Linked DNA regions of Mus musculus: region 2 is linked to region 1. The links are chromatin contacts, found by Hi-C or POLR2A ChIA-PET in ENCODE. All regions are on one chromosome and are shown on one strand. The core of a region is the stretch at or near the end of the contact, and the rest is flanking DNA. Distances in the headings are between cores, read along the strand shown.

Region 1 (5,695 bases), core at 3,082-5,581:
GTGCTGATGTCAGGTGTGCCAGTGGAAGGGATGCTGGTGATGATGTTGGTGATGACGGTTAAGGTGGTGTGTTAATAGTGATGGTAGTGATGGAGATGACAGAGACGGTGATGATGCTGTGATACTGGTAACGGTAGAGGTGGCAGTAACAATAATGCTGACAAAGATGATGGTTGTGATGATACCGCTCTGTTTTTTTTAGAGTTATTAAGAGGATAAAATCAAACCGTTTAGGAAGTTTGTCTTAGCCTGCTGCCTAGCTAGGTGACTGTAAGCTGTGGACTGAGTTTAGTTGTGGTCTTGAGGCATGAGCAAGGGTCAGCTCAGCCGTGGGGCTGCTCTCTGGTTTCTGAACAGTGCTGCCTAGACTCACTCTTCCCAGTAGACAGCCAGTCAAGCATGGGGCACTCAATGGTACATGCCCTGGCCATTATGAAAACATGGGAACCCCACTGTAACCGTGTGCTGTTTGCCTTCCCATGACCAGTGTGTGTGTGTGTGTGTGTGTGTGTGTGTGTGTGTTCAGAGGTTGACATTGGATATCTTTATCACCCTTTCATTTTTTGAATTAGGGCTCTCACTGAACACAGAGCTCATCAATTCAGCAAAAATAGCTGTATAGAAAGCCCCAGGATTCTCTAGGTTTTTTTTTCCACCCCCAACACTGAGGTGCTCCACCCACACTCAAGTTTTCTATGGATGCTGGGAGATTAAACTCAAGCCCTCAGTCTCGAATGGCAAAGCACTTTATTGACTGAGCCATAGGAATGAAAGCTTCCATAGAAAGACACGTCTATGAGGCTGATCAAGTGATTAGGATTTCAGTGACTATGGAATGTTGCAGGTCTCGAGCAAAATTATCTTGGGTTAGCTTCAGTATTCTCACAGGCCGTTCCTTGCCTGCCTCTGTGTCTGACACACCCTTGTGACTATCAGGTGAAACGATTTCCCAATATATTAACAGCCTAAAAACTCAAAATGTCATCAGTTAACATCCCATCTGTAGCAGAGATTTCCCACCGACACATCCGATAGTGATCTGTTAGTATACAATGCTACGGAGGCATTCTCTACCATGTTAGAGAATGGAACTCAGAGTAACCTAAATGTGCATTCCTGAGGCACGATCACTTATATTTGGCTCCAGAATAAACCATCCCTTCCCCAGCTTGAGTTGAGAACTGTGGTTTTTGCATGTATAACTACCTCTCTAGACCTGCTGTCACCGGCCTTCTTGCGAAAGGATCCACTTACTGAATTCAACATTTTCATGAATGACAGTGGAGATGACACAGCAGGACAGTGATGAGCACCTGGAAGACAAAGAGCTGAAGATGACACTTTCGTATGTCTCTAAAGCATCCCATCAGAATACTGTAGAGGAGGCTGACCTAAAGAGTTCGTAGTTTACCATAAAAGGAATCATGAGAAAGCCTCAAATGTGGGTCACGTGTCAAAGCCAGAGGATGGCTAAGTATTTGTTTGTTCTGTACTTGGATGTAGTGTCTCATACTACACAAGAGCTCTAGCCTGGGATGGATGGATGGATGGATGGATGGATGGATGGATGGATGGATGGATGGACAGACAGATAGATCAATCTATGCCATGATTTTGGAAGAGTAGCTTAGGTAGAGGAGCAAGAAGATATGCCTTCTCACATTATCGAGAGGATGAAGATCAATGTATGTCCTCAAGTAGGGTGAGCATGTATTCTTTATTTGGATCAGGAGACTGTATGGGTGGCTTTATCAGTTAGCCAGGGCTGGACAGGGATGTAGTGTCCAGTGGGATTATGATTACTGTGGCTTAAAGGCCAGGAGAGAGGGCTGGCGGGGCATCCATTTTCCTGCTGGATCTGAATGCAGTTAGGATGACTTGGTTATAAGCGACAGAAACCAATCTGATTAATGGTATGCCAAAAACAGTTAATAGGAAGAGGACGGTAGGACTGACTGAGAGATGCTGATGGGTGAGGACACCAGGAAAACCAGGACCCAATACAGGGACTGAGGTACAAGCACCAAGGGCTGTTTCTGTCAGAGGATGTCATGAGGATGAATCAGTTCCCTGCACTCCATCTCCAGGAGGTTTTGCTCAAGCACAGTCACCCCCACTACACTACACACCACATCACACTATACACACACACACACACACACACACACACACACACACACACAAAAACACAAACACTACACACCACACTAAATACACAAACACACACACACCACACACCACACTACACACCACACTAAATACACAAACATGCACACACATACACAATACACACCACACTACACACCACACCACACTAAATACACAAACACACACACACACTACACACCATACTACACTACACACCACACTAAATACACAAACACACACACACATACACTACACACCACACTACACACCATACCACACTAAATACACAAACACACACACACACACTACACACCACACCACACTAAATACACAAACACACACACACACACACACTACACACCACACCACACTAAATACACAAACACACACTACATACCACACTATACAGCACACACCACACACACACATCACACCACACTAAATACACAAACACACACACTACATACCACACTACACAGCACATACCACACACACACATCACACCACACTAAATACATAAACATACATACACACACACCACACTAAATACACAGACACACAGACACACACATACACACTATACACCACACTAAATACACAAACACACACACACATACACACTACATACCACACTAAATACACAAACACACACACATACACATAATACACCACACTAAATACATACATACACACACACACACACACATACACACTACACCACACTACACAACACACACATACACACACACACACGACCACACTACACAGCACACAAAACACATACACACCACTACACAGCACACATACACACACATACCACACACCACACTGCACATCTCACACACACACACACAGCACATAGCACACACACACCACACCACACAGCACATAGCACACACCACACACACACACACACACACACACACACACACACACACACACACTGCCCCCTCCACACACACATACTTTTGTTCATGGCTGGAATCATAGCTGCTTCTCTGACCTGTTTTTCACACAGAAGTCAGAGGGACCCTGCACCTCTCCAGCTAAAACCCTTGGCCAACTTTCCACATATGAGCTCTGCATCTTCATCGTGGCCCAGAAGCTTCTAAGGAGAGAGGAGTGGGTTCCAGGCAGACTTCATACAGAGCTGGTCAGCATATGAAGAAATGTTCCTGCCAGGGCCCTCCATAGAAAAAAAGGTCATTTCAGTTCAGAGGTGGCTGCCTAGCTCCTCTTTCTTTCTTTTCTTTCTTTCTTTCTTTCTTTCTTTCTTTCTTTCTTTCTTTCTTTCTTTCTTTCTTTCTTTCTTTCTTTCTTTCTTTCTTTCTTTCTTTCCTTCCTTCCTTCCTTTCTTTCCTTTCTTTCTTTCTTTCTTTCCTTTCTTTCTTTCTTTCCTTTCTTTCCTTTCTTTCTTTCTTTCTTTCCTTTCTTTCTTTCTTTCCTTTCTTCCTTTTTTTCTGAGACAGGGTTTCTCTATGTAGAGAAGAACTCACTTTGTAGACCAGGCTGGCCTCGAACTCAGAAATCCACCTGCCTCTGCCTCCCGAGTGCTGGGATTAAAGGCCTACGCCACCATGCCTGGCTCTAGCTCCTGTTTCTTTTACACAAGAGTCTTCCTGGCTGACCTTGAACCCCAGGAGTATCTTAGTAGCACTGAAATGTATTTTTATTTTTGTCTCACTGGGAGCTGTGCCCTCTGTGGGCTTTAGTTGTTGCTCCCTTGGTCCTCTGGTGAGGAAGCTGTCTGTGACCCTCCTTCAGCTCCCAGCCAGGAACCTCTGAAATGCCTCCTTGCCCTGGTGGAGCTATGTGCAAACAGCTCCCATCACTGGGTGACCCCTTGGTCTCGGCTGTGGATGAGGTACCAGTCCCACTTACAGTTCTGCAGTCCTGCTGCCCACGGGGACGGTCACAGAGGTTGAGAGTGAAGCAGAGGGGTGCTGGTTGCACTGGTCTCGGAACCAAGGGAGAGTTGGAGGCTGGGCACCTTCTGAGCCTGAATCTTGAACGCTCTCATGACACCTGGGGCTCACCCCTTCTCCTACGGCGATGCTTTGCTGGGGGAGCCTGCCTTTGGCTTCCTGGGGGTAGTTGTGGGTACCATGGCAACAGCAGTCAGATTCTAAGGACTTCCTGTTCCGGGTTCTGGTGTTATCTCAGCTTGAGGCTTCAGGCTTTCTGCTGAGGGGTGACAGGGCTATCAGAAAACAGTTTGTCACTAGCATAACCATGCCTGGCTGCCAAAATATTTTCGCAACAAAAGTAATTTGAATTCCATGTCCAAAATTAGCCTTAATTAATTCTACATTAATATTTTTTGTGTGTGTGTATCCCCTCCCCCATTCCTGTGCCTTATTGATAATGTGTCTTATTGATAACTGTGTCTCTTGATGTGGGAGAAAGTGGTGGGTAGTGTAGCCAGCCCTCTGACAGACATTAGGGTCTCAAAGTGCAAACCTGCAACTGGGCTATGTTCCTTTGCAGGGGAGCGAGCTACACACACACACTTGGAGAGCCTTTGCCGCACTTCCCATACCACCAGATACACACTGTCTGCTCTCCAACCTGGAGTCTGGTCTGTCGCTTCCCTCCTAGCCCAGTGCCACGATGATGGCGTGATAGTGTGTGTGGAAGGAGGTGCCTCAGCGAAAGCTCTGAAGTACAGGTCTGCCCTGTTACTTCTGCCCTTCCCTTTACCTCAGACTTCCCCTATGTAAACTTTCTCTCCAATAGAGGCTTAACACAGGATTTGAATTAAGGTGTTTGAAATACAAGAACCTGACCCTCCTGATATCATACCTGCCCTCTGGATACTATTTCTGGTACTACTGGGGCTACTGGCTAAAAGACAACCCCTGAGCGCCTCCTATTGGCCACACTGGGAAAGTGTCCCAGGGAGCCACAGTCCTTACCACCCCTGAGCCCAACATTTGACCTTGATTGTATTGATCCCTTTCTGAAGCCTTTGGTTTAGAAGCCTTCAGCTCCCCGCTAGATTGCGCCATGGATCGCTCCAGAGCTGAGCTGTAAGCCAAAGTCAAATGCACAGAAATGGAAACTTTCTTGAATCGCTGGAGTTAGCATGGACTTCATGTGGCCTTGGCCACAAGCAATGTCACAGGAAGTCTAGCTGCTTTCCCTGCAAGTTCTACCTGGTGGCATCCACTTGCTGGCGATGTTGTCCACCCACCCCTATGGGAGGGAAACAGAAGGGTGGGAGGCAGAGCCACCATGCCAGCCTTAGGCCAATGTTCAGGGGGCTGCTTTCTGCCCCACCTGGTGTGTTCTGGATCCTGAGGGACTGGCTTCTGACAGCACCTGCTTAGTCTCCCAGAGGGAGAAGGTGAGCAAGTTCCTACAGGGAACAGAGCAGCTCCTCTGATGGCGAGGCCGTGTGTGCATGCTCAGGCAAAGATACATTTCCAGAAATGTGCTGTGAGGCCACAGTGAGTACTGAGTGTGGTTGGCAAAGGACTTCCCCATATAGAGCCAGCTTATGAAGACAGAGAGGTGGCTGTTCATGTGAGTGAACACACACACACAC
Region 2 (5,876 bases), core at 571-3,070, 210 kb before region 1:
AAATTGCTCCAGACAAGATGTCATCTTGTCAGGGGACACAGCTGTGGTCTAATAAAACATGTGTGCGTATTTGCACTTCAGAGAATTTACAGTATCACAAAATAGTGTCATTTGGATGTTTTTCCCCAACCATAAAAATAATGCAAGAACTGATTTTTTTCTCAGCTCACAAAGAGGCATCAGGCCGGGTCTGACCGTAGGGCGTCACGTGCAGGTCTTTAGCACATTATTTCTCTCTAGATGTCAGGGGGTCCAGGAAACAAGCCGAAGTTCCAACTCAGCTGCTTCTACTGTTTTGATGTCATTGGGGTCAGTTTCCCTATAGGTGTTGGCATCTCCGACTTCACTAGTCACAAATACAGCTACAGAAGGCTCTGTGAAGGGACAATCTGCGCTATCAAGCTCTCTCTACAGCCAGGCTTCCTAAGGATTCCCAGCGAGCCCATTAGTGAGTGCTCCTCCTATATGGATGACCCCTGAGACGACCCAAGGGAAGAAGCATATTTCTGTGGACAAGCCCTGAGCCCAAGGCAGTCAGGAGCCCTGGCTGATAGGAAGTGAGGGCCCACATGGTCATCTGAGCCAGCACAAAGAGGACACTGCCCCCTGACCCACAAACCACGCAGTTATCAGGAAAAAGAGGGAGAACTCCACACTCACGCTTCTGCCGGGGTGTCAGGAATGACTTCAATGATATATGCCCCAGAGAGCACATCCGGGAAGTCTCGGTGACGGTCCTTCAGCTCTTTGGCTTTGCTGCTTGGGAGAAAACGTGCTTGTGTTAATATTAGCTTCCCACAATCTTCTCAGGCCAGCACTCAGCTTGAAGTCTTCTGATCCTACTTGACCATGACACATCTAGAGGCTTTGGCACAGCACAACATTTATATGGAGGTCTGAGGACCACCTCCAGTCCCTGCCTTGCACCTTGTTTGAGACAGGGTCTCGTTTGCTGCTGCATACACTAGGCTAGCTGGCCTGTGACAGGGAATCTCCTGTTTACCTCCCGTCTCCACAGAGAAAGCACTAGGAATATAGACGCCTACTTCTTTGCCTGGCTTTACACGGGTCCTGGGGATTTGAACTTAGATCCTCATACTAGCACAGTAAGCACTTTTCCCACTGAACCAGCTCCCTAGCCCCTGACTCTGCTTTAAAATGGCCTGCCTACCAGCATCAACAGGACTCCAAATAATAGTAAGGAACTACTTTAAGCAACAGCACAGGACTGCTGCTGTGGTTGGTTGTCACCACCACAGCTGAGCTGTACATGGCTATACAGTGGGCACACCTACACTGCTAACCTCATCCTGAAGGGGACGGTGCTGAGCACCCAGTAAGCTGAGATGTACAAGAGCTTAAGGGAACGACCCAGGAAGGTGACTCCATAGCCTAGCTTCCAAAGACAAGAGGTGTGACTTCCATCTCAGCATGCCATCCCATCCTTGGCAACACTAAGAAAAGCACCATTGTTCATAACCTGTGTGGAATGTCTTAATATTTTGACAATTGAATAAAACAGCGCTATCAACACATCCTCCTCTCGAATGACTCAGATATTCAGACTTGCTAGTCAATTCTGTTTCCTGTACTTCATGAAGGTACCCTCACCCCCACCCCCATCCACCCCGAACCTCTTCCGTATGTCATGAGCCTGGCAATCCCAAGCAGCAACTTCTGCACTCAGGAAAACAAGTCCATCAGTCATCAGTACCCTAAGGCAGGACCCACCCCTGCTTTCTTGCAGCCACACCCTCACACCAGTGTGCAGGGGAGTCCGGTGCTCCAGGCTGGGGCGGGCACTGGGGCGGGCAGTGAGGCATTCCTGGAATGTGAGTTTCAACAGAATAAGTGGAGAGAGGCAGGCACAAAAGTGTGCCTGCTAGTGAGCCTTCTGATGCTCAGGCCTGCCTTCAGGGAGGAGGGCGGAGTCTTGGGAGGGGTGGAATCAGACCTGCCAACACAAAGAGGCCCAAGGCCACACACCTCCCCTTCCCCAGTGTGATGACTGAAGGAAAGAAATAGTTTCTCTTCAAGAATGCCCACAAAGCCTTGTGAAGCCCAAGTGTACATACATACAGGTCATTTGTCTTTACAAAGTTATGTGTCCTGTTTACCCACCTAGATGTGAGCGACATCATTCGGATCCCAATATACTTCTTCTTGGTGACAGCTTTCCCTGGTGTGACAACAAAGGGACCAAGAAAGAGGGGGAAAAAAAAAAGTAAGTCAGCACAGTCCTCCGGAGTGTGGGGAGACAGGAGCCAGAGCTCTAAAGCTCCACCTTATAGCATGAGCCACGGGGAGGGAGGGGGGAAGGGGGGAAGGCACCCAAAAACTGTAGTTCAGTCCTGGCCTGGGTTCCAGATCTACAGTGAGGAATGTCTCTCACTTTAAAAAATACTCAAAACCTGTGGCATGACCCTGTGTGTGTTCTATGGGTGTCCGGAATGAGAATCCCTTTGTTCAACCACCACCACCACAACCACCACCGCCGCCACCACCGCCACCCTGGAAACATTTATTCTCAGCTTGAAAGGCCTGATCTTCACAACTGTCATCTTCCCTTCTCCCAATTCCTTAAGGGCAGCTATGCCTCTGGTGTAAACCTGCCAAGGTCTCCGGAATGCCCTGCTCTAGTTACCTTTGGCCTGTCGATCGTGGGACTCTGTCAAGAACTTTTTTATCTTATCGGATGGAATTGCGAAGGAGATGCCCGCCGTCACCTTCAAGGTGTTAATCCCAATCACCTCGCCATCCTGAAAAAGCAAGGGACACAGCTCACTAACTCCAGGAGGGTCAGAGGCTGGCACAGGCTGGAAGAGGGCAGAAAAATCTATAGGACGGGTGACTTGGAAATGTGTTGCCAGGTGTGGTGAGAGGCGTTAGGGCACCTGCATTCTGGAGTAGCTGAGATAGGATCACCGTGAGATCCTGGCAAGCCTGAGCTACAGTTTGAAGCCGAGTTTCAAAAACAGGTTGAGAGAAAGATGCTATCTTGACTGGTCATCCCAGGCTCTACCCACAAATGCGTACAATTAAAATAGTAATAAAAAAGAAGCGTGGGCCGGGAAGACGGCAACGTGGTTAAAGTGTCTGCCGTGCAAATAAAAGCACGTGTGTGTGTGTGTGTGTGTGTGTGTGTGTGTGTGTGTGTGTGTGTGTGTGGTGACCTGGCAGTAATTCCAGCCTCAGAGGTAGAGGCGAGATCCCCGAGAGAAAGCTGGCTGGAGCAGCCAGCTGTAGTAGCACCTAGCTCTGGATTCAACTGAGAGACCCTGCCTCACTGACTAAGGGGAAAGGCGAATGAAGATGGTCCTCCATCAACCCCGGGCCTCCACAGGCACAAATACACACATGTGCACAGCAACACCCTCTCCCTCCAATGAACACACACACACTTGGGGCCACAAACATGCAAATGCTCATATACACAGACATATGAGCGAGGGAAGTATTTGAGCTGTGTCTGAGAATCAGAAGGGCTGGAAGGAGAAGGACTAGAAATAACGAGGAGAGACATTAGGGCACCTGGGTAGTGCCACCCACATTCAGCTTTGAAGGGAACAAGAAGCTCCAGGTAGAAGCTAAATGGTTGCCTTATTGCATAGATGGATGATTTCAAACTCCACAATATTTTCTCTTTTCATGGGAAGGGATGTCTGAGTTGCTAAGGTAACTATCCATCCTTCCTTCCTCTCCTGTTTCCAATGACTCTAGATGCTGGCTTGAGCCACAGGCCTCACTCCTAACAGCTTCCCCAAGGTATGGCAGGGACAAGTAAAGCTGTGTCCCTTCCCTAAGAAGTTTCTGGTGACCTGATGCTGTGCTGACAAAAGGACTCTGAGAACTTTCAGTATACATTGTTCCTGGTGTGCTTTGTACATGTCCATTCCTGACACCAAGGGATCCAGCAGGACGGTACCATTGGGTGGCCTCTACTTGATACTCTCTCAAACAACCCCCAAGCGCTGGCATTCTGTGACCTGAAGCCTTCAACCTTATACTGAAGTGCTGAAGTCTAGGTTAAGTGAGACATCTGTGAGCAAACAGGTGGTTCCCCGTCATACCCACAGGCATTCAGGGAGAGTTCTGGCATGGATCCGAGCCAGGCCAGCTCATCTCCGCTCAGCAACCCTCAAGGCTGAAGGTACCTTTCTGCAGCTGGCAGTACTGTGGGGACTTTCAGTCCCCTTTCTGCCTAGACTGGGCTTGAACTCCATGGCATCCACCTGTGGCTTGAAACACAAGAAGAGTCCTCTAACCTTACTGCTTCCAGAAAGGGCTGGTGGGGTAAGGTGCAAAGGAACAGGGCATTCACATAGCTGACTATAAAGCTGACTGCTTGTTCTGACAAGCTCACATGCAAAGAGAAAGCAAAGACATGCCCACAGACGAAACAAACCCAGCACAGATACTGGAAAGCCTTACCAGGTTTACTAACGGGCCTCCGGAATTTCCATACTGAAACGGAACAGAAAGGGAAAGGTTGGCTCTGTATCACACCACCGCCCAATCATCGTCTCTGCCCAGATTTCAAAGCATTGTAGAAGCAGCTGGCAGGGGCCTTCCCCAGGCTTTGTCTCTGATCACCTAATATTTAACTGAGAAAATGGATCTGGACCATTTTCACAAAGCTCGGGATGCGCCACAGTGAGATGATTTAGTTCTGAGACCACTGTGAGTAGCTAAACCCACTTTTACCTCCTCCTCGGATGAGACTGGCTACCCACTCACTTCAGAACCCCATAGTTCAACTCTGTACAGCCCCAAGTGGGACATTTCTCCTAACACCAGAACATCATAGATGTTCTGGGAAATCATGCAGACTACAAGAAGGTTTGCGAATAAGAAGAAGCCCAGCTTCCTCTGCTCGAAACTTGTCCCCAGCCCAGCAGGTAGAGGGGGCAGAGGGCTCACATTGATGATAGCGTCTGTCTGAATGTAGTCCATATCGGAGTTCCGAAGTCCCAGCTCTTTGCCGCCTCGCTGGGTGGTGCTGACGATCCCAGTGGTGACTGTGTTTTGAAGAGAAAAGGGGCTTCCAATGGCAACTACAAATTCTCCAGGTCTCAGCTCTGAGGAGCGGCCGAGCAGCAGGACTGGCAGCTTTCCCTGTAAGCACAAACGGAGCTGTGGCTTAGCAAGCTGAATAATACAAATACAAAGGACAGTCCCGGTCCCTAGGAGCTGAGCTTGGGGTGGACACCCCTCTCCTGAGGGACAAGCCCCTACCATATAATCCACACACCACAGGTCATTATCGAGTCAATGGAACAGAAGACAATTGTACCAAGGAAAATGGGAAAAGGTGATAGACTGTTTCTACATCTGTGCATCTGGACAGAGAACATGGAGAGACAACCTAGGTTTAAGACTTAAAGATCAAAATCCCAGACAGAAATCCTGAGCCCATGTGCCTTGGAGGAATCAAGAAATCAAGGGTCTACTTTACCACACACATAGCCTTCCTAAGGCCTGGGATGTGGGGAGCCCTGAGGCAGACACTCACACTGCCTTTCTTGTGCACCCTGTGGTGTGAGGCACAGGGACAAGCAGAGGGGCTGGCAGCACCCAGGACCCAAATGGTGGACTGTCTCTCTTGTGCACACTGGGAAAGTCCCTATCACTATACCTGCTCCCAGACTATGCAGGCTGAGGATTCAGCTGAGGACATCCCATCTCCTGTGCCCTCTAGATACTGGGCAGAGTCAGGAGCCCTAAATAACTCCTCAGAACAAGATAGGACCATGGAGGTTGAAGGGCTGGGGAAAAGGGCTACGGGCTGCCTTCTCCCACTAACATGACCCAGGGCCTGCTTTCTTCCTCCCACATAGCCTAGAAATCCTGAATTTTCTATGCATTGCTCATAAAGT

Evidence for each region. A loop is a pair of places that touch in the nucleus more often than their neighbours do. ChIA-PET counts read pairs that join two places held with the same protein, here RNA polymerase II (POLR2A).
Region 2: a map of Patski shows a loop between it and region 1 (2.5-fold over the local background). The contact joins the enhancer-like site here to the promoter of Btbd16 in region 1. A Hi-C loop is called at or near these places in 1 of 37 maps with a recorded cell type or tissue (Patski). POLR2A ChIA-PET finds 5 or more read pairs at or near these places in 1 of 5 experiments (embryonic stem cell).

What each region holds. Positions count from the first base shown.
Region 1 is chr7:130,772,705-130,778,399 of GRCm38, reverse strand. It overlaps Btbd16 (BTB (POZ) domain containing 16), which reads right to left and starts at 4,331. Exons shown (of 16, transcript NM_001081038.2): 1 at 4,030-4,331; 2 at 1,207-1,313. The coding sequence starts at 1,272.
Region 2 is chr7:130,978,540-130,984,415 of GRCm38, reverse strand. It overlaps Htra1 (HtrA serine peptidase 1), which reads right to left. Exons shown (of 9, transcript NM_019564.3): 4 at 4,921-5,115; 5 at 4,432-4,464; 6 at 2,645-2,759; 7 at 2,122-2,179; 8 at 661-756. Among named protein-coding and RNA genes, the nearest start is that of Htra1, 45 kb to the right of the region's middle. Within about 2 kb of position 1,820, at least 1 of the 3 ENCODE cell types and tissues checked has a DNase peak (open chromatin) inside an H3K27ac peak, as active enhancers do.